3 separate regions of the Homo sapiens genome follow, and all the other regions are linked to region 2. A link is a loop called in an ENCODE intact Hi-C map of the cell type or tissue named here. Cell type or tissue: GM12878. All regions are shown on one strand.

Region 1 (8,000 bases), 62 kb after region 2:
ACAGGTGCCCGCCATCAGGCTTGGCTAATTTTTTGTGTTTTTAGTAGAGGCGGGGTTTCACCATGTTGTGTTGGCCGGTGGTCTCGAACTCCTGACCTCAAGTGATTTGTCCACCTCGGCCTCTTAAAGTGCTGAGATTACAGGCATGAGCTGCTGCGCTCAGCCTTAACTGACAACTTTCATTTGGATTATGAACACAAGTAACTGCTGCTTCATGAATTCAGTAATCTGGCTTCTTGTCTCGTATTTGCAATTAACTCCCTTGGACAACTCATCTTACCTTTCTTTGGGCCTTACTTTCTTCATTCATCAAATAGGGGCTTTTGAATAGGTCATGGTTTTCCTACGTGACATCATGAGCCACCAAATAAAATGTGGATAGGGACAAATGGGAGTTTGTTTAATCTCATTTCATTCTTTCTTAAAAACATTTTTAATTTTTAATTTTTGTGGGTTCATTTCATTCTGATTCAGATAAGATCTCATTTGAAAAGAGTTTCACTACTGGAAACTGAAAACCAGAAAATATGATTTTTTAAAATTTTCCTTTCAGCACAAACACTCTAAATGATATAGTTAAAAACAAAAGATTCAATGGGGCAAAGTAATAGCTGCTGGGATAAGATGATGGTAACATTGTTTATGTGAAGCTGTGCTTATGCCCTAATTCATAAGAAGGATCATTTTGTTATTATTTAACTCAATTCAAAAACCTACATTTGATCAACTGAAAATTTCTCATAGCATGATGGTTCTAAAATTTTAAGAGCATTTGATGACAGAAATCAGTTTTTAATTTGCCATTTACTTTGTGGGCTAGAAATATATCTAAATTCTATAAAATGTCAACGTTAATTGGATAATTAAATGAAAAATAAATTAAAAGCCTGTGTTTATACCCCTGGTTTCAGAACTTATATATCTGAAGAGAGAGTAGCTGTTAATTTGACAATCATGCTGCTAATTTTGTTTTATTCAGACCTTTGCTGATAAGTAGCCTTAAAACATCAGAGGTTATGTTTTATGTAAATTATCGTATAGTTTGAAATGCTGTGTCTGATGACTTATTTACCACAGTGAAGATTTCTGCTAGGTACTAAGGTTGGCTAGGCTCTGCATCAGTGCTACACACATGTGATTTTATTTATTTAAAGATTACACTAATTACAAAGCCAATAAGGGCACATTGTAAAAAAAAAAAAATTCAGACATACAGAGTAGAAAGTGATTATTTCATTCAGCCACCTCCCAGTACATCCACTGTTAGCTGTTTGGAGTGTTTCTTCCTGGAACTTTTATATGCTTTTATAAGTATACCTACAACATACACACATAAGACCATTTTTAACAAAATACAAATCACATCATATTATACTTATTGCTCTGTACTCATCATTTTTTTTTTTTTTTTCTTGAGATGGAGTCTTGCTCTGTCGCCCAGGCTGGAGTGCAGTGGTGCGATCTCGGCTCACTGCAAGCTCTGCCTCCCAGGTTCACGCCATTCTCCTGCCTCAGCCTCCCGAGTAGCTGGGACTACAGGCGTCTGCCACCACACTCAGCTAATTTTTTTGTATTTTTAGTAGAGACGGGGTTTCACCTTGTTAGCCAGGATGGTCTCGATCTCCTGACCTCGTGATCTGCCCGTCTTGGCCTCCCAAAGTGCTGGGATTACAGGCGTGAGCCACCGTGCCCGGCCTGTACTCATCTGTTTACAGTAAGTATAGAACTTACAGTTCTATACTTGTCTTCTTTACTTTTTATTTTGTTTTTTGGGATGGAGTCTTGCTGTGTCGCCCAGGCTAGAGTGTGGTGGTGCCATCCCAGCTCACTGCAACCTCCGCCTCCTGGGTTCAAGCGATTCTCCAGCCTCAGCCTGAGTAGCTGGGATTATAGGCACCCACCACCACACCTTGCTAATTTTTGTATTTTAGTAGAGATAGGGTTTCATCATGTTGGTCAGGCTGGTCTCGAACTCCTGACCTCAAGTGATCCACCTGTCTCAGCCTCCCAAAGTGCTGGGATTACAGGTGTGAGCCCCTGCGCCTGGCCTATACTCATCTTCTTTATATGAAGAAGTGGGCCAGATATTAGAAAAGCCCAACATGAATGGCATTCACGTCATCAGTAATTTTTTACTGGCATTAAAAAAAAAAGGCCAAATAATTTTGTAGAATTTATGAAAAAATATGGTTGATCAGTGAATCCCAGACTTTGGGATTTCACAGAACATTGAAACTTGCCCAAAAGATTTTAGGGATAAACACAGAGCTGGCAAACTTTAATTCTGCTAGATAAGAACATTTTTAAAAAATCCACTATTACCAACATTATTCATAAAGAAAGAAAACTGAACTCCCTCAAAGTAGGAAGGGCAAGATTTAAAACTGAATACATTTAGTTTTATGGAAATTTACTTTCTTGCCCCTGCCTTTTTACATTTTGATACTGACTGATGAAAACTCTTATGTCATAGACTGGTACCAGTCGACAGACCAGTGTTTATAAAACCACTTTGGCTATTTCTCCTCCTTTAGAGAGGAAGCTAAGATGTTGTAGTAATAAAAGGGAGTATAGCAAAATGGCTAGGGCTAAGAACTTTGAGGCCAAATTTTGAGTTTGAATCTTAGCTTTCAATATGACCTTGGGCAAATTACTTAATCTCTCAACACTCTAAGGCCAGAGGAACTGTCCAGGTAAGCACAGGCCCAGCTGTCAACCCACAGATTTGTGGAGCTAAATAAATGAGTTGTTATTTTAGGTAACTAGGTTTTGAAAGTGGTTAGTTATGCAGTAAAAGCTAACTGATACATGTTGGATGTATCAGACAGGTAAAATTGACCAGATTCATTTAATAGCAGCTGAGAGAATTTTAGGATTCAAATTACTTCCAATTGGCTCACCAATATTCTAGGTCAGGGAACTAACACACATATATTTTGTTATGTCACAATTCTGTTTAAGAAAATGAACTTCAGAAATTTTACTTACTACATTTCCTGTGGACCTCTGCAACTAAATAAAAATTTCCATATCAACATCATTTTCTTAGAATAAATATTTCTCAATAATCATCAAATATAAGAAACCTAAGTTTCACATCTGAGCTTTGGAGTCTGATAGCCTACATGGTTCAGACTGTCTGTGTCTTATCCACATTCCCAGAAGATAAACTCCTTTCAATTCCATTATCTATTTACAATTGCTTCTAGATGAAGGCCATTCAGGATATTAGGTCTTTGAGGGAACATTTGCGTTGATGAGAAATTACAGGCTTCACTCTAAAATCATCCTGTATTTCACATGAACAAAGTGATTTCTCTCTCTCTTTTTTTAAATCATGGCTGGAGAGGATAATCTTTACATTTTTTTAACTAACGAAGGCTCAAATAATCATAGACAGTGTTTATGAAATTTGGTGCTGGTCTAGCTTCAGCTTGACTAAGACTCTGGATGTATAACACTAGTGTGGCATGTAATAAAGCATCCTATCACTGTGCAAGGGTATAGCTCTCTCTTGCTTTCTGTTGCATGAACCTGAACTACTATCTGTGGTGAATGTTTCATATCCTTTTTTTTTTTTTTTTTGTAGAGACAGGGTCTCCCCCTGTTGCCCAGACTGTAGTGCAGTGGCGTGACCTCAGCTCACTGCAGCCTCAACCTTTTGGGCTCAAGCTATCCTCCCACCTCAGCTTCTTGAGTAGTTGGGACTACAGGCACATGCCACCCTGCCTGGCTATTTTTTTTTTTTTTTTTTTTTTTTTTTGTAGAGACTGGGGTCTCACTGTGCTGTGCAGGCTGGTCTTGAAATCCCGGCCTCATGTGATCCTCCTGCCTCTGCCTCCCAAAGTGTTGGGATTACAGGTGTGAGCCACCATGCCTGGTCTGTTTCATATTCCTAATGACCAAGCCAATTTCACTGTTCATTTGATGGTTTTAAGAAAAATTTCTGTTCAAGAAATAAAACAGAGAAGATGTCCCATTAGAGCAGAAAGACAAGAAAAAGAGTTGTTGACATTGGGTTGTTTAGCAGTGGGCAGCTGTCATCTTGGTCACCATCAAGTAAATCCTCAGCAGATGTGGGTCATATGAAGGTTTTGGTTTTTGAGTGAAGAAGTCTGAGAAACAATATATTCAACACTTACCAAGTTGTCTTCTAGTCTTCTGAGATGGAGAGCAAAGGAAGGGGGTAGTGTAGAAAAAACAAATCCCAAGAATTCTGCACCACTTCTATGCATAGCACAATGAAGCAGCAATTAAGAAGAATGGGGAAGGAAGCTATAAATGTTTGGGACCAAAGAAACAAGGTGAGGATAGAAAATATGAAGATAATTAGAGAGTCTTCATGGTTCTCAGAAGTATAGATAGGTGCCACATGAAGAGGAAGTGGCATCCTTGTTCTGAAAAAACTCTTTAAAAATTTTTTGTAAACCAATGTTCTTTTCTAAACATGAATTAGAGAATGAAATTGTTTTTTGTTTGTTTTTGAGACAGGGTCTTGCTCTGTCACCCAGCCTGGAGTGCAGGGGTGCAATCACAGCTCACTGCAGCTTCGACCTCCCAGGCTCCAGCAATCCTCCCACCTCAGCCTCCGGAGTAGCTGGAACCACAGGCTTATGCCACCATGCCCAGCTAATTTTTTTATTTTTGGTAGAAATGGGGTTTTGCCACGTTGTCCAGGCTGGTCTTGAACTGCCGAGCTCAAGCTGTCCACCTGCCTTGGCCTCCCAAAGTGCTGGGATTACAGGTGTGAGCCACTGCTCCCAGCCTAGAGAATGTAATTAGTGTTCCTTTTTATTAGATGGGAAATAGGAGAATTATTTGCATTGTGATTGCTGAGTGGTTTTCAGAGTCATTTGCATATTATAGGTAATATTTTTAAGGGTAATACATTTTCTCTGCTGAAGCTGTTGTGAGGATTTTTAAAATAAAGAGTATTCTGGCTGGGGGTGGTGGCTCATGTCTGTAATCCCAAATGAATTGTCATTTTAATCAATTGTAATCCAGCACTTTGGGAGTCCTAGGCAGGAGGACTGCTTGAGGCCAAGAGTTTAAGACCAGACTGGGTAACAGAGTGAGACTCTGTCTCTACAAAAACATTTTTTAAAAACCCTGTAGTCCCAGCTACTCGGGAGACTGAGGTGGGAGGATGGCTTGAGCCCAGGAGTTTGAGGCTGCAGTGAGCTATGATTGTGCTGTTGCACTCCAGCCTAGGTGACAGAGTGAGACCCCATCTCCCCCTCCAAAAAAAGTATTATGAGTCAGCACAGTTACTTTATTATCATTCCAAATAAAATATTCTGGCCAGGTGCAGTGGCTCATACCTGTAAATCCAGCACTTTGGGAGGCTGAGGCAGGTGGATCACCTGAGGTCAGGAGTTCGAGACCAGCCTGGCCAACATGGCAAAACTCCATCTCTACTAAAAATACAAAAATTAGCCAGGCGTGATGGCGGATGCCTGTAATTCTAGCTATTTGGGAGGCTGAGGCAGGAGAATCACTTGAACCTGAAAGGCAGAGGTTGTAGTGAGCCGAGATTCTGTCACTGCACTCCAGCCTGGGCGACAGAGCAAGACTCCATCTCAAAACAAAAACGAAAACAAAACAAAAAAAACCAACAAAGTAAAATCTTCTAATCTATACGTGGCTTTTAACCATACTTAATGAAGGTGTTTTTTTTTTTTTTTAATTCTAAGAATGTTGGTTCTTGGGTGAAGTCTCTAGTCTTTTATCTGAGAGTTGTATATAAGTGCCTACACATAATCTGTCAAAGGTGTACTCACTTTCAGTCTAAAGATGATTTGTAGGTCCTGTCCATATTCCCACAGCTGCCATAAAACATATGACTAAATCATATTAGATTAACACAGGCTGGTATTGACAGCCCAGTGGGAACATATTGATTAGGTCCTCTTTCATGTTATTTGTTATGATTTTTCTTCTCAGTTTCATTTACTGGGAAGACACAGGGGAAGAGATTTCACTGGGAACAATGACAGTGCCTGTCACAAAATGTTCTCAATGTTTCCATTTGTTACTATGGCAGTGACAAAGAGGGTTCCAAATGAAAAGGTAGACCTGCTGTGACAAAGCACAGCAGGACAACAGGAAGAAATTTTTTCCTGACCTAGGAAATTAGGAAATCATACTTAGAGATTATAGAATTGTATCCATTTCCAAGAGTACAATCCTAGCACTTGGGCTTTTGAGGAAGAATGTGAAAAGATTAGTTCTATCAGGGCTGGGCAGTGACAAATAAAGAACAAATATCACAAAGTGCTTAAGACCTCCAAATAGAACAAGGAGCGATGCTTGTAGAGGCTGGAGGGATTTGTTACTGTCACTAAACCCGTGAGATGGAACTACGAATTTAATTTAATTTAATTTATGTACATTTGGGTTACTCATTTTTAAATTATACATGAAAATCCATGATGTAGTCATATATCTTTTTAGCTGGCTAAAGGAACACATGGCACTCTGGTACTGATATAGATAATTAGCACATGGTAGCTGGAGTGATACTTTATCCAAAACTTGAAATTTATGCAAAGAAAATTATTGTCCTTCAGAGAGTTAAATTACCACAAAGTGGACTAAAATATAGATATGCAAAGTCACAAAAGACAGAAATACTCTTAGGCCAGCAAAACTTGAAAGTTACAGGATGAATATATTAACCATCCAAATATAGAATGTGTCAATCAGAAAGAAGATATGTTAATTGGGCAATGAAGCGAAGAAAAATAAACTACATAGTAAATGTAAAAGTTGCCACTGCCTGAGATTCATTCCCAAGGTGGAAGGAGTCAACGACAATTATTTTATTAATTAATTAATTAATTTTTTTGAGACAGGGTCTCACTCTGTCACCCAGGCTGGAGTGCAGTAGCAAGATCTTGACTCACTGCAACCTCTGCCTCCTGGGTTCAAGTGAATCTCCTGCCTCAGCCACCCAAGTTGCTGGGACTTCAGGCATGCAACGCCATGCCCGGCTAATTTTTCTATTTTTAGTAGAGATGGGGTTTCACCATGTTGGCCAGGCTGGTCTCAAACTCCTGGCCTCAAGTGATCCACATGCTTCGGCCTCCCAAAGTGCTGGGATTACAGGCATGAGCCACCACACCTGGCTGATTTAGTACTTACATTTAAGTCTTTGATCCATTTTGTTAATTTTTCCATACGGGCAGGGCCTCAGCCTCCTGAGTAGCTGGGACTACAAGTGCATGTTACCATGACCAGCTAATTTTCTGTATTTTTAGTAGAGACAGAGTTTCGCCATGTTGGTCAGGCTGGTCTCAAATTCCTGGCCTCAAGTGATCCGCCTGCCTTGGCCTCTCAAAGTGCTAGGATTTCAGGTGTGAGCCACTGTGTCAAGCCAACAGCTGTTATTTCCAATCCCAGTAGAAAGGCTCCTGCTGGTGTGGAGAGGGAGCAGGGGGTTTTAACCAATGGATCTTTTAGTATTTCCAACTAACAAGACCATTTCTGTTGTAAGATAGATGCATCAGTTGTTAGATGGGTGCTATTGATAGGGACAGGAGGCAGGCAAATTTCTGGGCAGAAGAGGGTAGGTCTCTGGTGAGCGCCCCATCCTAAAGCCAAAAAGCCTAATACCATGGCCCAAAGTGAGAACTTACATCCTTGTTTTCCTGCTCAAATGTTGCCTTTTCCAAAATCACCCATGGCCCACCCCACCCACAATCCTGTGCCCATAAAAACCCCAGGCTCAGCCAACAGAGAAAGAAGAGGAGAAGCAGCTGGATGTTGTAGACCACGGTTGGACATCGGAGAGAAGCGGCTTGACTTCAGAGGGACAGCTTGATGGCATAGCTTTGGAGAGGAGTCTGGCTGGGGATGACCGGACTCCAGGGGATTATCTTCCTGCTTCATCCCCCTTTCAGCTCCCCTTCCTGTTGAGAGCCACTTTCATCGGCAATAAAATCCCCTGCATTTACCATCTCCAACTCGTTTGTGTGACCTCATTTATCCTGGATGCCGGA
Region 2 (8,000 bases):
GTGTGCACCCTTCGAAACTCCATCCAGCTTGGAGCTTATGCTGTTCCCTGCAGGCCCCGGGGAAGCCACTTGCAACTTTGCGGGCTTGACTTCCTCCTCAGCCACCTGGCCGGTGGGACGGCACAGCCTGGGTAGCAGAACAACTACCTAAGGCAAGGATGGGCTACACACCTTGTCCCTTTCTGAGCCCATTCCCTCCAAACCCCACACCCTTCCAGGTACCTCTAACGGGTATTGTCATGGCAGGCATTGCTCATGGATCACAGCATTCTTTGTAATGGAAGCCGGACACAGACTGTCTCTCAACCCTCAGCCCCAGGCAGCCTCTTGTATTTACTCAGAGTTGGTACATCACATGGAGCCTGTTTGGCATTCCCGCCCTAAGGACACCTCAGGGTGACAGGACCAGGGCAGAGCCCCAGCACAGGCATGGGTGCGGTCACCTGGGAGGCCCAGGTGGCAGTGCTAGAGGGCTAGGATCTTTGAGGGCCTGTGTGTCCTGGATGAGGCTGCATATGCTATTGGGAGAAACAGTCTCTGTTGACATAGACATTGAAAGAATAACAAAGACGGAAGAGAGAAACCAAGTGTGGAATTTGGGATTGTCCTATGTGAACTACAGAATAAAGCAAAAACCAGTTATTGAAAAAAAGAAAAAAGAAACAATTCTACACACAGTATTTCCAGGTCATATTTTTAAAGCCTTGACTGTCTTCTACATATATGAAGTCTTTGTTTACAGTGCTTATGTTATCATTATTTAAATTGTTGATAATCTGACCAGGCACAGTGGCTCTCGCCTGTAATCCCAGCACTTAGGGAGGCAGAGGCAGGAGGCTAGTTTGAGTCCAGGAATTTGAGACCTACCTGGGCAACATGGTGAGACCCCAATTCTCCACAAAAAGGAAAAAAAAAAAAAAAGACACACAAAAAAGTAAATTGTTGGTAACCCAGGAGATATTAAAAGGTATTTATTTTTTTTCTACTTTATCTGCATTTCTGTGTTTATTATTGAAAGTAAACCTTTCAGCAGGGTGTGGTGGCTCATGCCTATAATCCCAGAACTTTGGGAGGCTGAGGTGGGTGGAACATTTAGGTCAGGAGTTCAAGACCAGCCTGGCAAACATGGTGAAACCCCGTCTCTACCAAAAATACAAAAATTAGCCGGGTGTGGTGGCACACGGTGTAATCTACTTGGGCGGCTGAGGCAGGAGAATTGCTTGAGCCTGGGAGGCAGAGGTTGCAGCGAGCCAAGATGGAGCCACTGTACTCTAGTCTGGGCAACAGAGTGAGACCCTGTCTCAGAAAAAAAAAAAAAAAAAAGAAACATTTCTTTTTTATTCATATTCTTCTTTTGTGAATTGCCTTTTTTCCATTTTCCAAATGGAATGTATGCCTTTTTCCTTCTGCTTTGCAAGGGTGTTTTCTAAATTAAGGATATTAGGCCAGGCGTGGTGGCTCACACCTATAATCCCACAATTTTGGGAGGCCAAGATAGGTGGATCACCGGAGGTCAGGAGTTCAAAACCAGCCTGGCCAACATGGGGAAACCCAGTCTCTACTAAAAATACAAAAATTAGCCAGGCGTGGTGGTGCATGCCTGTAATCCCGGCTACTCGGGAGGCCGAGGCAGGAGAATCGCTTGAACCTTGGAGGCAGAAGTTGCAGTGAGCCGAGATGGTGCCACTGCACTCCAGCCTGGGCGACAGGAACAAAACTCCGACTCAAAAAAATAAAAAATAAAATAAAATTAAGGCTATTAATATTTTGTCAATCTTTTACGCTGCCAACATCTTGTCCCTGTTTGTGGTTTGCCTTGTTATTTTTTAAAAAATCAAATTTAAGTTTTAAATTTTTATGTAGGCAAATCTATGCATCTCTTATATTTTTCTTTAGGTATTATGCTTTGAAAAATCTTTACCACTCAAGATTATAGAAACACTTTCTATATTTTCTCATTATTCTGTTTATAGTATTTAAAAAAATAACTGATCTATTTGGAACTTTACCTTGATGATTGGCATGCAGTGGGGACTCCAGCTTAATTTTCCCCAACAGAAACCAATATTCCAGCATGATTTGCTTGCATAATATTTCCCTTCTCTGATTTTAAATGCTAACTTTATCATATGCAAAATACTGGTGTATATGTGAGTCTGTTTCCAGGTTTTAAATTTTATTTTACTGATCTGTCTATTCTATGCCAAATCTGTTTTAATTACTGTGGTTTTATGACAGATTTTAATAATTATGCAAAATCCCCTCATATTTCTTTTCTTCTGCAACAATTTACTGACTCGTCTCTCCCAAAATCTCTTTGAGATTTTAATGGACACTGCATTTCATTTATTAATTAGTTTGAAAAGAACTGACATCTTTTATTATTGCCTTTTCTCACACAGGTATGTGACATGTTGCGCATTTATTTATCTTCTGTTATGTACCTTGGCAAACTTTTGCTCTATTCTTCATTCAGATCTTATATACATTTTTAAAAGTTTATTCTTGGGTGAAATATGTGTGTGTGCATATACACACATATACATGCGTGTGCATGCATGTATATGTGCATGTACATATGTATATACACACATATGCACACATGTATGTGCATATGCATATATACACATACATACACGTATGCATGCACACATGTGTATATACACATATGTATGCATATACACATGTATATGTATTTATGTATATATGCATACATATATACACATATACACATATATACATGTATACATAGATGTATATGTATGGAATATGTATGATGTGTGTATACATACATAACACACAAACACGTGTATATTTGCTATAATTTGTACTTGCATCAGATCTTTTTCTTCTTATTTTATTTTCGAACTGCTTATTAATAGTAATATTCAGTCACTCAACAAATACTTATATGCTACTGTGTGCCAGGCACTGTGCCAGACACAAGGACCATACTAGTGTACAAAACAGACACGGTCTATATATACTATTGATCATTTCTAAAATATTGATCATCCTTGCATTTCTGGAACAGGTTCTGCTTGGGTATGAAATATTATTTTAGTATATTGTACTAATGAATTAAATTTGCTAGTATTCCATTTAGGATGTGTGTTTATAAATTCCATATAAATAGCCTAAGTGAGACTAAGCTGTCTGGCTTGAGGTGTGTGTGTGTGTGTGTGTGTGTGTGTTTGCGCACGTGTGCATGTATCTGGTTTTGGTGGAAGGGTTATGTTAGCTTGTGAAGTAAACTGGAAACTTTCCGTTATTTCTCTATTTTATGTAGCATTGGAATTGTTTCATTCTTACTCCTTAACAATCACATTAAATTATAATGTTCAAACTAGAAGACTCGAACTGAGAAAAGGCCCCAGTTGTCCTACATCTCAAACCTTTGAAAGAATTTATGGAAATGGGATAGAATGGAGGTTTACACAACAAGACACCAGATGACAAGACATGACTTTCTTGTTTTGGTCCTGTCCCCTCAAAGGGGACCAGCGGCCTTGTATGTTCACTTCTTGAAAGGACTGACTTTTTTCCCAGGGAGGAAAAGTGTGCCCTCATCTTCCAGCTGTTTGATACTCCTGGCGAGTGCAGGACTGGACTGATGCTGCGAGGCAGGGGATAACGGATTGGCTTTGTACAAGGTAGGTAGAAAACTCCAGTGACAGCAAGCTGAGGGCAAAACACAGCACCATTACTGTTCCCGTCTCACAGAACCTGCAGATAGCCGACACAAATAAGAGCTCCATATCTCCCACTTGTCTTCAGCCTTTGTGTCTTTCTGAATTTCTATAACTATAGCTGAATCTGTCAGGCCAGTTCCATGTCCACGGCAGAGTGCAACATCAGGGCCAACATGTGAGCCCCAAAGTCCTGATTCTGTGATCTAATATAATACCTCCCATCATGTTTTTATTTATATCCCTAAATGTGTCTTCCAATTTTTTTTTTTTCAAGACCAGTTCTCACTCTGTCGCCCAGGCTGGAGTGCAGTGGTGCAATCTTGGCTCACTGCGACCTCTGCCTCTGGGGTTCAACCAATCCTCCTGCCTCAGCCCCCAGAGTAGCTGAGGTTACAGGTGTACACCACCACGCCTGGCTAATTTTTGTATTTTTTGCAGAGACGGGGTTTAGCCATGTTGGCCAGGCTGGTCTTGAACCTCTGGGCTCAAGTGATCTGTCTCCCTCAGCCTTCCAAAGTGCTGGAATTACAGATGTGAGCCACCGTGCCCAGCCCCAACTTTAAAATTTAAGAATCATTCCTCTTACTTATCTGAGAACCTTTTAAGTACATGGGGTCTCTACTTGCAAGCAGCTCATATATTAGTTTTCTATTGCTGTGTAACAGATTGCCACAAACTTAGTAGCTTAAAACAGCACCCATTTATTATCTCACAGTTCTACACGCACAAACGATTTTTATAAATAGAGACAGGTTGCCCAGGCTGGTTTCAAACTCCTGACCTCAAGTTACTCCCCCGCTTTGTCCTCCCAAAATGTGGGGGTTACAGACGTGAGCCACCGCGCCTGGCCTCTCACAGTTCTGTAGTCAGAAGTCTGGTGGGTGGGCTTGGCAAGGTACTGTCCTTAGGGTCTCTAAATGCTGAAATCAAGGTGGCAGCAGGGCTTTGTTACTTCCTGGAGGCTCTGGGAAGGAAACTGCTAACAAGCTTATTCAGGCTGTTGGTCAAATTCAGCTCCTTGTGGTGCTAGGGCTGAGGTCCCGTTTCCTTTCTGTTGGCCTTGAGCCTCTTGAGGTTTCCTGTGCGCCTGGTCACGTTGCCCCTTCACCTTCAAAGCCAGCAAAGGCTCACTAACTCCTTCTCAAGCGTTGAATCTCTCTGACTTCTGCCTTATCTCTCCTGCCTCCTGCAGGAGAAAGTTCTCTGCTTTTAAAGGCTCACATGATTAGACTGGGCTCACTGGATCACCCAGAATAATCTCTGTATTTTAAGAACTGTCACCTTAATTACATCTGCAATGGCCCTTTTGCATGTTACATAATGTACTTACAGGTTGCAGGGATTGGGACATGGATCTTTGTGGGACCATTATGCCTGTCAGAGCTTTTATCTCTTTGTTTTCCATATAGAATATTTTAGGATAATTTTTTTCCCTTTATGTTTTTATTTTATTTTTGAGACAGGATTTCCCTCTGTCACCCATCTGGAGTGCAGTGGTGCAATCACGGCTCACTGCAACCTCTTCCTTATCACGGCTCACTGCAACCTCTTCCTTCCAAGCTCAAGAGACCCTCCCACCTCAGCCTCCCAAGGAGCTAGGACTAATACAGGCACATGCCACCACGCCTGGCTAATTTTTGTATTTTTTGTAGAGATGGGGTCTCCCTATGTTGCCCAGGCTAGTCTTGAATTCCTGGGCTCAAGCAATCCTCCAGCCAAAGTGTTGGGATTACTGGCATGAGCCAACTTGCCTGGCCAATTTTTTCCATTTAAGAGGAAATAGAAGACAGCTCCATCCTTTTGGAAAAAATGAACTGCCAGACACCATCAGGCCCCAAATTCACACAGCCATCATGCATTCAGCCTCTAACCATAAGTCCTTGATTCTGGCCTCAAACTCAGTAAAATTCATTTGTGCATTTAAGACTTGAGGCAGCCAAATTTTGACACACCATTAGGTGGCACTTGATTAGAAAGCTTGCTTCTGTCTGAACTTTCTCAAGGCAGCAATCCGACAAGAGGGCAAGGAAACTCTGAGGTCAAGGGCAGAGTAGGGCTGAGGTTCTTAGTGATTATGGGGAAGTCCTCACAGGCAAAAACTGTCCAAGACTTGAAAGTAATTTGTACATTCAAGTTGACTTTAGAGAACTTAAATATTACTTAGCAACTGTAAATAGACTATTTAAAAGCTTTTACACATGATATTTTAAGAAAGCATGGCATCAGCTGGGCATGGTGGCTCACACCTGTAATCCCAGAACTTTGGGAGGCTGAGGCGGATCGATTGCCCGAGGTCAGGAGATCGAGACCAGCTTGGCCAACATGGTGAACCCCGTCTCTACTAAACATACAAAAAATTAGCTGGGCATGGTGGCAGGTGCGTGTAATCCCAGCTACTAGGGAGGCTGAGGCAGGACAATTGCTTGAACCCGGAAGGCAGAGGTTGCAGTTAGCTGAGATCTCTAGCCTGGGCAACAAGAGCGAAACTCCGTCTCAAAAAAAAAAAAAAAAAAAAAAGCATGGCATCAAAAAAATCACTGTGTGTGTGTGTGTGTGTGTGTGTGTGTGTGTGTGTGTGTGTGTGTATTTTTTTTTTTTTTTTTTTGAGACAGAGTCTTGATCTGTTGCCCAGTCTGGAGGGTACTGGTGCAATCACAGCTCACTGCAGCCTCAACCTCCTGGGCTCAGGTGATCCTCCCACTTCAGCCTCCTGAGTAGCTGGGACTACAGGCGCATGCCACCACATCTGGCTAATTTTTGTATTTTTTGTAGAGACAGTGTTTCACCATGTTGCCTGGGCTGGTCTTGAACTCCTGGGCTCAAGCAATTCACCTGTCTCGGCCTCCCACAGTGCTGTGATTACAGGTGTGAGCCACCATGCCTGGCCACCACATTTGTCCTATGTTTAAAATGAGCAAATATTCAGGCCGGACATGGTGGCTCATGCCTGTAATCCCAGCACTTTGGGAGGCTGAAGCGGGTGGATCATCTGAGGTCAGAAGTTCGAGACCAGCCTGACCAACATGGAGAAACCCCATCTCTACTAAAAATGCAAAAGTAGCCTGGTGTGGTGGCACATGCCTGTAATCCCAGCTACTCAGGAGACTGAGGCAGGAGAATTGCTTGAACCCAGGAGACGGAGGTTGCAGTGAGCCGAGATTGCACCATTTCACTCTAGCCTGGGTGACAGAGTGAGACTCCGTCTCAAAAAAAAAAAAGGCTATTATGGAGATTCATGCACGAGTTTATTTCTGAGTATGCACATATGTTTTTATTTCTTCTGAGCCGATATGGAAAGGTGGAATTTCTGGGTTAGATGGCAACTCCACATTTAGCTTTCTGAGGAACCGCTCAACTGTTTGCCAAAGTGGCTGCACCATTTTACATGATCAACACATACGTAATTTTAAAAATGGCTTCATTAACATGTGATTGACATACAATAAAATGCACATATATTAAGTGTATGATTTGGTAAGTTTTGGCTTATGAATACACTCATAAAACCATCACCACAATCACTTCAAAGTCATCTATCACTCCAAAAATTTTCCTTGTACCCCTCTGAAATTCATTCTTCCCATATCTCATGATACAATTGTGAGACCTGAATTTGAGTATTTGTTGTTACTGTTGTTGTTTTGCATAGGAAAACAATTGTACCAGCACCATTTGGATAGTCCTATGCAAAATGACAACAACAGCAAATACTTAAACTCAGGTCTCACAATCTGTATCATGTCTATCTCATATACAAAAAATTGTCTCCAAATGGACCATCTCTCCCCACTCCATCATTCCATTATTTCCAAGTAATCACTGTTCTTTCTGTCATTATGGTTTAGTATGCATTTTCTAAAGTTTTAAATAAATGCAATCCTATAGTATTTTTTTTGGTCTAGCTGTGTGTTTCCTCTTTGTCTGGCTTTTTCCACTGAGTGTAATTATTTTAAGATTCACCTAAGATGTTGACTGTCTCAATAATCCATTCCTTTTTATTGATGGGTAATATTCCATTGAATGTATATACCACAATTTGCTTACTCATTCCCCTGTTGGTGGACATTTGGGTTGTTTCCAATCTAGGGCTATTCCAAATGAAGCTGCTATGAACGCTCATGCACAAGTCTTTTGCAGACATATATTTCATTTTTCTTGGGTAAATATCTGAGTGGAATGTTTCTGTTACGTGATAGCTATATTAATATTAAGCATTTAAGAAACTTCCAAACTGCTTTTGAAATGGCTGTGCCATTATATATCCTCACCCGCAGTGAATGGGAATTCTAATTCCTTCACATCCTCACC
Region 3 (8,000 bases), 320 kb after region 2:
TGGACAGGAGCGGTATCATAGCCCAGCCCCCATGTACTATGAAATCACCAAAAAAGATACATTTGCACCAGCCAAGAAATGGGTGAAGGAGCTAGAGAGGCAGGCCAGCCCCAACATTGTCACTGTACTTGTGGGTAACAAGGCAGACCTGGCCAGCAAGAAAGCCCCAGAATTCCACGAAGCACAGGACTATGCAGACGACGACAGTTGACTATGGAGACATCAGTAAAGACTGCAATGAACGTGAATGAAGTTTACACGGCGAGAGCTAAGAAGATTCCTAATAAGCCCCAGAGTGCACCTGGTGCTCCAGGCCAAAACTGAGGTACGGACCTCCAGAAGAACCACCCAGCCAGCAAGAGCCAGTGCTGCAGCAACTGAGCCCCTCTTGCCTGCCCACTGCAACTACTTCCTCTGCCTGAACGACTAGACTGGAATCCATTCTAACTAATCACACTCAGCAACTGGTGCCACCACTGGGGACAGAGGAAGGGGCCCACCATGATTTCTCCATATAATTTTGATCACAGGCCAGAGTGAGTTATTCCACCTGCATCTTTCTGTACAAATACTAATTCAATTTTAAGTCTTAGGTCACTTTTTAAATAATATTGATTTTCTGCTCTTCCCATTTCCTCCCCTTTCTATTGCTCTCCTACTTTTCCTTTGCTGGTAGCAGCCACATGCTTCTGTTCCCCTCACCCTTGTATATGAGGACGGCGTGTTTGGAGCAGCTACCCTTTCTTTCCCTCTTGCGGAACAGACTCAGCAAGAGCATCTACATCCATATCTTGTTTGGCGTGGTCTTGGGTTCAGGTGATGAGCAGCTAGGGAAGGGAGAGGTAGCTCTTCCTTCAGCTGGCTGTCATCAGGCTGCAGCCCCCTCCCCACTCCTAACTCCCAGCTGGGAAACCATAGAATTGCCACAGCATTATTGTGACAGCCATGAACCCATTGCTCACAACTCCTCCACCCTCAGTCACCCTGACCTCTGGCACTAAACCCTGTTCTGACTAAATCACAATGATGAGTACTGGGGAGCAGGTAGGTAAAGGGGGAGTGGGAAGGGATGGAACTGACTTTTTCTCTATTTTATATTGTATGTTTTCTTCAACATGTAACCTATCAGTATCTTGTCAATATAGTCAGCCCATTGATCAACCTCAAATAAATTTATTTTATATTTGGGAACTTAGATATACAGAAAAATTGCAAGTTTAATATACAGACTTCCTATGTACCCCTCATCCAATTTGTTCTAATGTCACTATCTTAGCATCTTACATTACTGTGGTACATTTGGCCAAACCAAGAAACCAATGTTGGTGGATTATTGACTAAAGTCAAGACTTTATTTAGATTTCACCAGTTTTTACACTAATATCCTATTTCTATTCTGGACCTGATCCAGGAAACTATGTAACATTTAGTTGTCATGACTCTGTAGTCTCTTCTTGTCAGTGAGATGTTCATAGTCTTTCTTCATTGTTCACAACCTTGACAGTTTTCAGGAATGCTCAACTTATGTGGTAGAATGTCCATCAGTTGGGATTTGTCTGATGTTTTCCTAATGATTAGATTGAGGCTACAGGTTTAGGGAAAGAATATCAGAGAGATGAAGTTTCCACCTCTTCACATCAGCATGACTTCCCATTTGTGATGTTAACCTTGATCACTTAGTTAACATAGTTGTTTACCAGCTTTCTCCAATGGAAATAGTCAAGTCAGTATTTCGCTGTCTTCCAAACTCAATTTTTGGATATGACTCACTCAATCCAGCTCATACTCTCAAGGAGAAGGGAAGTAGGATCCCCCTTCTGGAGGGGGCAATATGTTATTTGGAATTCTTCTGTCAGGGAGATTTATCTCTTCTCCTCCATTTACTTATTTATACAATTTATACATAACACTGTGAACTCATGTATATTTACTCAATAATTTATCCTTAATCCAATGCTACATGTTTTATTTTGTTGCTCTAATTATTCCAGCTACGGCCACTCGGAGTTCTTTCACATTGGCTCATGTGTCCCTTTTGGCATGCTTAATCTTTATTATTTTTAAGAAATCTCTTGCCTTCTGGCACTACAAGATATTCCATGCTTATGTTGTATTTTCCCATCACCAGCCCCAGAATCAGTCATATTTAAAAGGAGTCCTGGATCCTTTTATTGGAGAATAGGATTTACAAACCAGGATGTGAGCGTTAGATGTGTTTGTGGCTACTGGGATATCACTGCTTCTAGGCCTTCTCAGTAAACACAGCTAGGAAACATATGCATGTATACTAATCCACATATACACATGCATCTATAATTATTTCTGCATCTATCCATCTGCATATATTAAGCTAAACATGAGTAAATACTTATATCTCCAACTCTAATCCAGTACCACAGGTTTCATTCTGGCTCTCCCCTCTTGTTTATTTATCTGTAACATCCCTTCCTGACAGTGAGAAACCTAGCTTCCACCATTCATCATCCATTTACTTATTTGTTCAACCCCAGGATACATGTAAAGAGGTTCAGAACTGTTCACCCATACCGTTATGAGAAACAAATTTACCAACTAGAATAGAGTGTTTCTATAGTGTTCCTTAGTCTTTAGCTTTACATTGTCCAATCAAAACACCATTTTCCAAAGTTACTTAGGTCAGCTCCTTTTCCCCCACCCATTCAGTGAAGTTATGCCATACATTTGTAATACAATTAGATTCATTTGTTACAGCTTGCATTCTATCCTGAAATCCCTAACATTTAAAAAACCTGCATACATTAAAATTAACCCTTTGTGATGTACAGTTCTTTGGGCTTTAACAAATGCATAGTATCATGTATCCACCACCACAGTACCATACAGAACAGTACATCGCCCTAAAAATTGCCTTTTGTATCCCCTTTTTAGTCAACCACTTTTCTTTCCCGTCGTTTGTAATTTCAATACCTGAAATAACTGAAAAATTAAGATGCAAAAATTAAAAATCATGAGTCTTCACAGAATAAAACCTAAAACTGTCAGAAGAGTTACTGTTTAACAGTTAAACTGTAGGGAGAGTTACTACTTAAAAGTTATTGAGTTCTAGACAGGAGAACAAACATCTAAATTCTTTAATTAACTTTTTCGTGGTATTATTCCACAACATGCAAGATTATGAGATCAACTTTTAAGTTGTTCATGGTAAACAGAGTTGGATTCCAATCCTAAGCAACTATTTTCTGCATTTATAAAATATTTTCCAGGGATAGAACCTACAAGCTTTGGTCATAAAAATATTTTGAATTTTTAATTGTTTAAAATAAAGCCAAAACTATTTATTAAAAACAAAACCACAGTGTAGTAACAAAAAATAGAAAACTACCTTACAGTCTATTCATTTTGCTACATTAATTATGTGATTATTAGATCTTAATAGATGTGCTATGATAGCTGCCCAGTTTCATAGATCTAAAGCACTCACTTTCAAGGATAGCTCTTCAAGTAGACTAACAGATAAGAGAAAAACAATAAAAATGTCCAGGTTGCTTATTTGTACTTCCTCTTTCCCCTTCCTGACCCCAACCACCAGAGTACGAAAGTTTCCATTTTATTTACAATTAATAGTGTGCTAAGTCTACAGGTATCACATATTACAGGTTGTGAGAATCATGTCCCAAAAGGCGGTATTATCTGGAGGAAGTAGTTAACTATGTAGGGCTAAGCAATATAATCTACCTACTGGCAGTATCATCATCAGTTAAGAACTTTAAGATTTTAGCTTCCTCCCCCTGGTGGCAGTGTCTGGGGTGATAACTTTTTAAAAATATTCAGATAGCATCTTAAGGTTTATAGCTGCTCTAGTCAATTATAAGTAAGTAATTTGGGGATAGAAGTAGATTTAAATGAAACAGAAGCAGATTTAAAAACTCTTCTAATGGAAGCACTTGCCTCCTATAGTTCTTTTTTTCTAAAATGCAATTACAACCATTACATCATTGTAAATTACATGCTGGGGTTATCTCAGTAGGTATCTGCCAAATGTAAAACTTACAGAAGGTCTTCAATGTAATAACGATGTTTTATCATTTTAATTACAAACTCTTTAAAAAACTCCCTAAAATGTACCAATTGGGGTGGTCTAAATTAACAGTATCTTGGTAGCCCAAGGGTAGCAAAAATAGATTGAACTACAAAATTTCATCATACTTATAGCAGCTGTCTTCCTGCCTCTAGGAAGCTAAGTATTTAACAAAGCAGACAGCTTGGCATTGGCATCTGATTAGCAGTGTGTGCATTGTCAGATAGAATGTGCTTGGCTCTTTTGTTCCAGGGTTTGATTAGAAATCTGGAGAGCAGAGGCATCATGTAACTTTATTTTTAAAGCTTCTGAAAGGTAAATAAACTGTGATGGTTCCTCTGGTATTGTACCTGAAAGACCGATTGATGCTTTTCTAGTAATATGCTTTATCACACCCTAAAAAATTTAAATAAGGGATTTTTGGGGGGGGGAAATACTTCAAAGACTGAAATAGGCCAATCTTAAAATCACTTTAAATATTGTACATACCAAAAATATTTTTGCAATAGAGTGCTTTGCATATTGAGTCTTGCACTAAAATACTGTTGTTGGGGAGGAAGAATGGTCATTTTAGAGTGTAAATACAAGACTCTATTCCTAAATATATGAATAGTCCAAATGAAGATTCAGAAATTTTTTCTAAAACCACGTGAAAAGCTTACTGGAAAAATAACACTGTCTTATAAGAATTATATTATTTTGATGGAGGTGCCAAACATTAAACTATAAAAGGGTGACTCTCATTACCTTTTCCTCACAAATTTCTTTGAAAATTTATTACAAATGATTGTGCTTACTGGCAGAGTTCACAATCAGTAGAGTCCATGCAAACAATCTACTTCAATGAGAAGTACATTCTTTTACTCTATCAAATCCATCGGAGGTAATCAGACTGGATGTTTTATTCAACAGGGCTGAAGAAAATTGTTCTACAATAGGTTAATTCAAAATGGCAGCATAGAAAATGCATCTGTCAGTGGGGATCAAATTACAGGGCAAGCTCCTCTCAATGCTTAGAAAAACAAGTCTGCAGTTCTACAGATTATGTGCCTGTGTGTGTTTAAAGGGGTGGGAAAGGAGCTAAATATCTGAGCTAACCTCCAATTAAAGTCAATCATAAAAACAGCCAATTTAATGAGTGCGGATTTCTTTGGGTAATTATAACACCAACCACTTTTTTCTCTTTTAAATCTGTAATTCTGCCTTCTTGTTATTGCTTGCTTTGTCATTAATCGCCTCAGGACCTTGATTTCCTAGCAACAGACTGCCACCAAACATTTGGCTCCTGTTCAACATTTTCTTTGTGAAAAATGGCACTGCTGTTGCCGCCTGGGCTGCTGCAGCTAGACTGGCTGTGTAAGTGCTCTAATAATGTATTCCACTGGAAAAAAAAATCACATGATACAGGGTGCAATGACTGAGCTCAGTTAATTACTGAGCTGGGAAGTTTATCGACAATCTAAAAGCTGTGTTGGGGGAAAGGGGACTAAGGATTGAAAAGGTGTTCCTTCCATTATCAATAACTTGCAGGTAACAATATACAAAGAAACATTTTATTTTGGGGAGTACAAGTTTCTGTTTATTTAGGAAAGAGTACAAAAGGCCAATGTTCCCAAAATGTTGCTTGATGAAATTTTCCTCTACAAACAGCCCCAAACACACAAAAGATTCACAGAATAGTTTGCTAAAATTTTAAAAAGCAAAATAACCTATGTATCTTTTAGCTGTTTCTTTCCTACTTAAGGCAAAAATTATTTGTATATATAAATATGCTATGAGATAACAGAATGAGGTTTTCATTCACAACATGAACACCCAACACTAAGAATATAGAATTCAAAATATGTTTTGATATATTGTGCACGTGAGTAAATATTTAATAATCTATAAGAGAAAAAATATGCTTATCACTATTTTTGAAATTATTTAAGTGGGAATGAAGCAGTCAGGGCTCGTGAATGGAAACCCAGTAATAAAACAGATATTTTGCTTTTTTTTTTTTTAAAGTAGATTTACTGAGATTCTCCATGCCTTAGAAATCCTACCACCTCCCAGAAATGATAGTTATGGAAATTAACATGGCATGTCAGATATGGTTCGCTGATGCCTTGCTTTAGTTCTCAGAAATAAGGCTTTAAAAGACTGGCATGTTTCAGGATTGCTGTCAGGAAATGATAATTTAAAATACCCAAGAGTACACTAAGAATTATGGAAGCATCTGTGAAACTAATAAGCCAGTGGACATACTGATTTTTACCAATGTGTCTACATACTATATTAAAAAACTTCCTACAAAGTATTGTCCCAATTCAGTTCATCTGAGGATGTGAAAACACTACAGTGTACCTTAAAACATCACATTCACAACCCTGACAGACTGAAATAAAAATGAAATTAGGGAATATCTATAAAGGAAAACTAAGCCTTAAAAAGTCTTCCGTTATATTAATGTAGTTAAAATGTACAGTTTTTGAAAAAGACAACAAGGGAATTAAAGATATTTGAATGATTTTAAATAATTCTGCTTATTGCTGGCACTAAGTCTACAACATTTCACCTTGAGTCTGATTCCCCACTTTATTTTTATAAAAACAAATTCTCAGTTAATATAAGAAAGGAAATACATATTTACAATGAGAAAAGTTTTAGAAATGGGCTCAAAACTTGCAAATGATTAAAAGCTACCACAAGAAGCCTATCAATCTACCAGGAAAACATCAGTTGACTTTAGTAAGTAAAATATTTTTAAAATTTAATTTAGTTTATTGTAGTTTTCACATTAAAAAAGGTAAACTTACAAGAAGCAACATACCTGTGAAAAATATATTATTGAGGATTAATAATAAAATATATAATGCTCATTTACTTTATTATATGTGTACCTCTCTGGAAAAGATGAAATAAAATATTTTTGGTGGACTATTCTACATTTGATATTTTATTTGATTTTTACTATTTCTGTAATACAAAATAACCTTAAATAATCTTGTTACTTATAGAATGAAGACAGAAACAAATACTTTGAAAGATGAATACAAAAAATGATTAGTTAGGACAGCAGAGCTGAAAAGAGTTGAGAGACTGGACAGAAATTAGATGTTTGCAGTGACGGTGTGATAAGGGAAAATGGGAAAGTTATAGAGAAAAGCATCCATGGACTTACCACAATTGACAAAAAAAAAACAGAAACAAAAACAAAAACAAAAACCAACCTTGTGCCAGAAATCCGTATAGAGAACAAGATAAATAAATTTTTAAAAAGCAGCAATATATCTTTCAGAACGTCTTCAACTATTTAGGATTTACTAATATCCCTAACTAGTAAACCAGGACAATGTTAGTTAATATGAATGTGCTCTAGAAGTCTGGGGCTTCAAGAAGCTATTTCCAAGGTGAAGAAAGAAAACACATGATAGATTTAAGAGGTTAGAGTCAAAAGATCCCTATTATATAGATGAGAAACCAATATTGGTCTGAAAATGGGTAACAGGAAATATGGGTTCATACAAGAACTTGCCTTCCTGCTAAGTACCAGAAAGGAAAAACGTTGTCCTCTCATTTTTTCATACCAATTTACCAAATTTTTTTTTAAGCTTCACGTACCATGTCATCCACCTAAATCAGAAAAAAACTGGTATTTCAAAAAACTGACCCTCATGACCCTCAAACACGGTAGCATTACATATATGTGTGTGTGTGTGTGTGTGTGTGTGTGTGTGTATATATGTATGTGTGTGTATATATAAATGTATGTATATATATATTTATATATATGAGCAAAAGCTTAAAAGACTCTTTATAACACTTGCAATAGAGAAATAGGTAAGAGCAAGAGATCAAAGCAGACTTATTATGTCTTCCATTACATGCCAACAATAAAGACATAAATACATTATTTGTGTAATCAGGAACAATTGCATCATTTGTAGTCATAATAACTAGA

What was found. Peaks named below come from ENCODE experiments on the same cell type or tissue, not always from the same donor. Only the 100,000 strongest peaks of a DNase experiment are listed, where the experiment ranks them.
Region 1: it touches region 2 in a loop (2.5-fold over the local background); 3 of 110 quality-filtered maps call a loop at or near these places.
Region 3: a loop joins it to region 2, with 18 times the contacts of the local background. A loop is called at or near these places in 2 of 110 quality-filtered maps.

The regions. Positions count from the first base shown.
Region 1 is chr10:74,673,729-74,681,728 of GRCh38, reverse strand. The region is part of intron 10 of ADK (adenosine kinase); the gene reads right to left. Among named protein-coding and RNA genes, the nearest start is that of ADK-AS1, 150 kb to the right of the region's middle. In GM12878, no CTCF peak of the experiment used is centred here; a DNase peak (open chromatin) is centred at 3,538; H3K4me3 peaks cover 476 bases; H3K27ac peaks cover 3,350 bases.
Region 2 is chr10:74,735,949-74,743,948 of GRCh38, reverse strand. It overlaps the pseudogene FAM32CP. Among named protein-coding and RNA genes, the nearest start is that of KAT6B, 87 kb to the left of the region's middle. RefSeq lists an enhancer at 4,539-4,628. In GM12878, CTCF peaks have their summits at 4,883 and 5,649 (motif pointing right); DNase peaks (open chromatin) are centred at 4,728 and 5,698; H3K4me3 peaks cover 297 bases; H3K27ac peaks cover 1,966 bases.
Region 3 is chr10:74,415,811-74,423,810 of GRCh38, reverse strand. All of the region lies in intron 6 of ADK (adenosine kinase), which reads right to left. It also overlaps the pseudogene RAB5CP1. Among named protein-coding and RNA genes, the nearest start is that of ADK-AS1, 110 kb to the left of the region's middle. RefSeq lists an enhancer at 4,569-5,804. In GM12878, a CTCF peak has its summit at 3,763 (motif pointing left); a DNase peak (open chromatin) is centred at 3,600.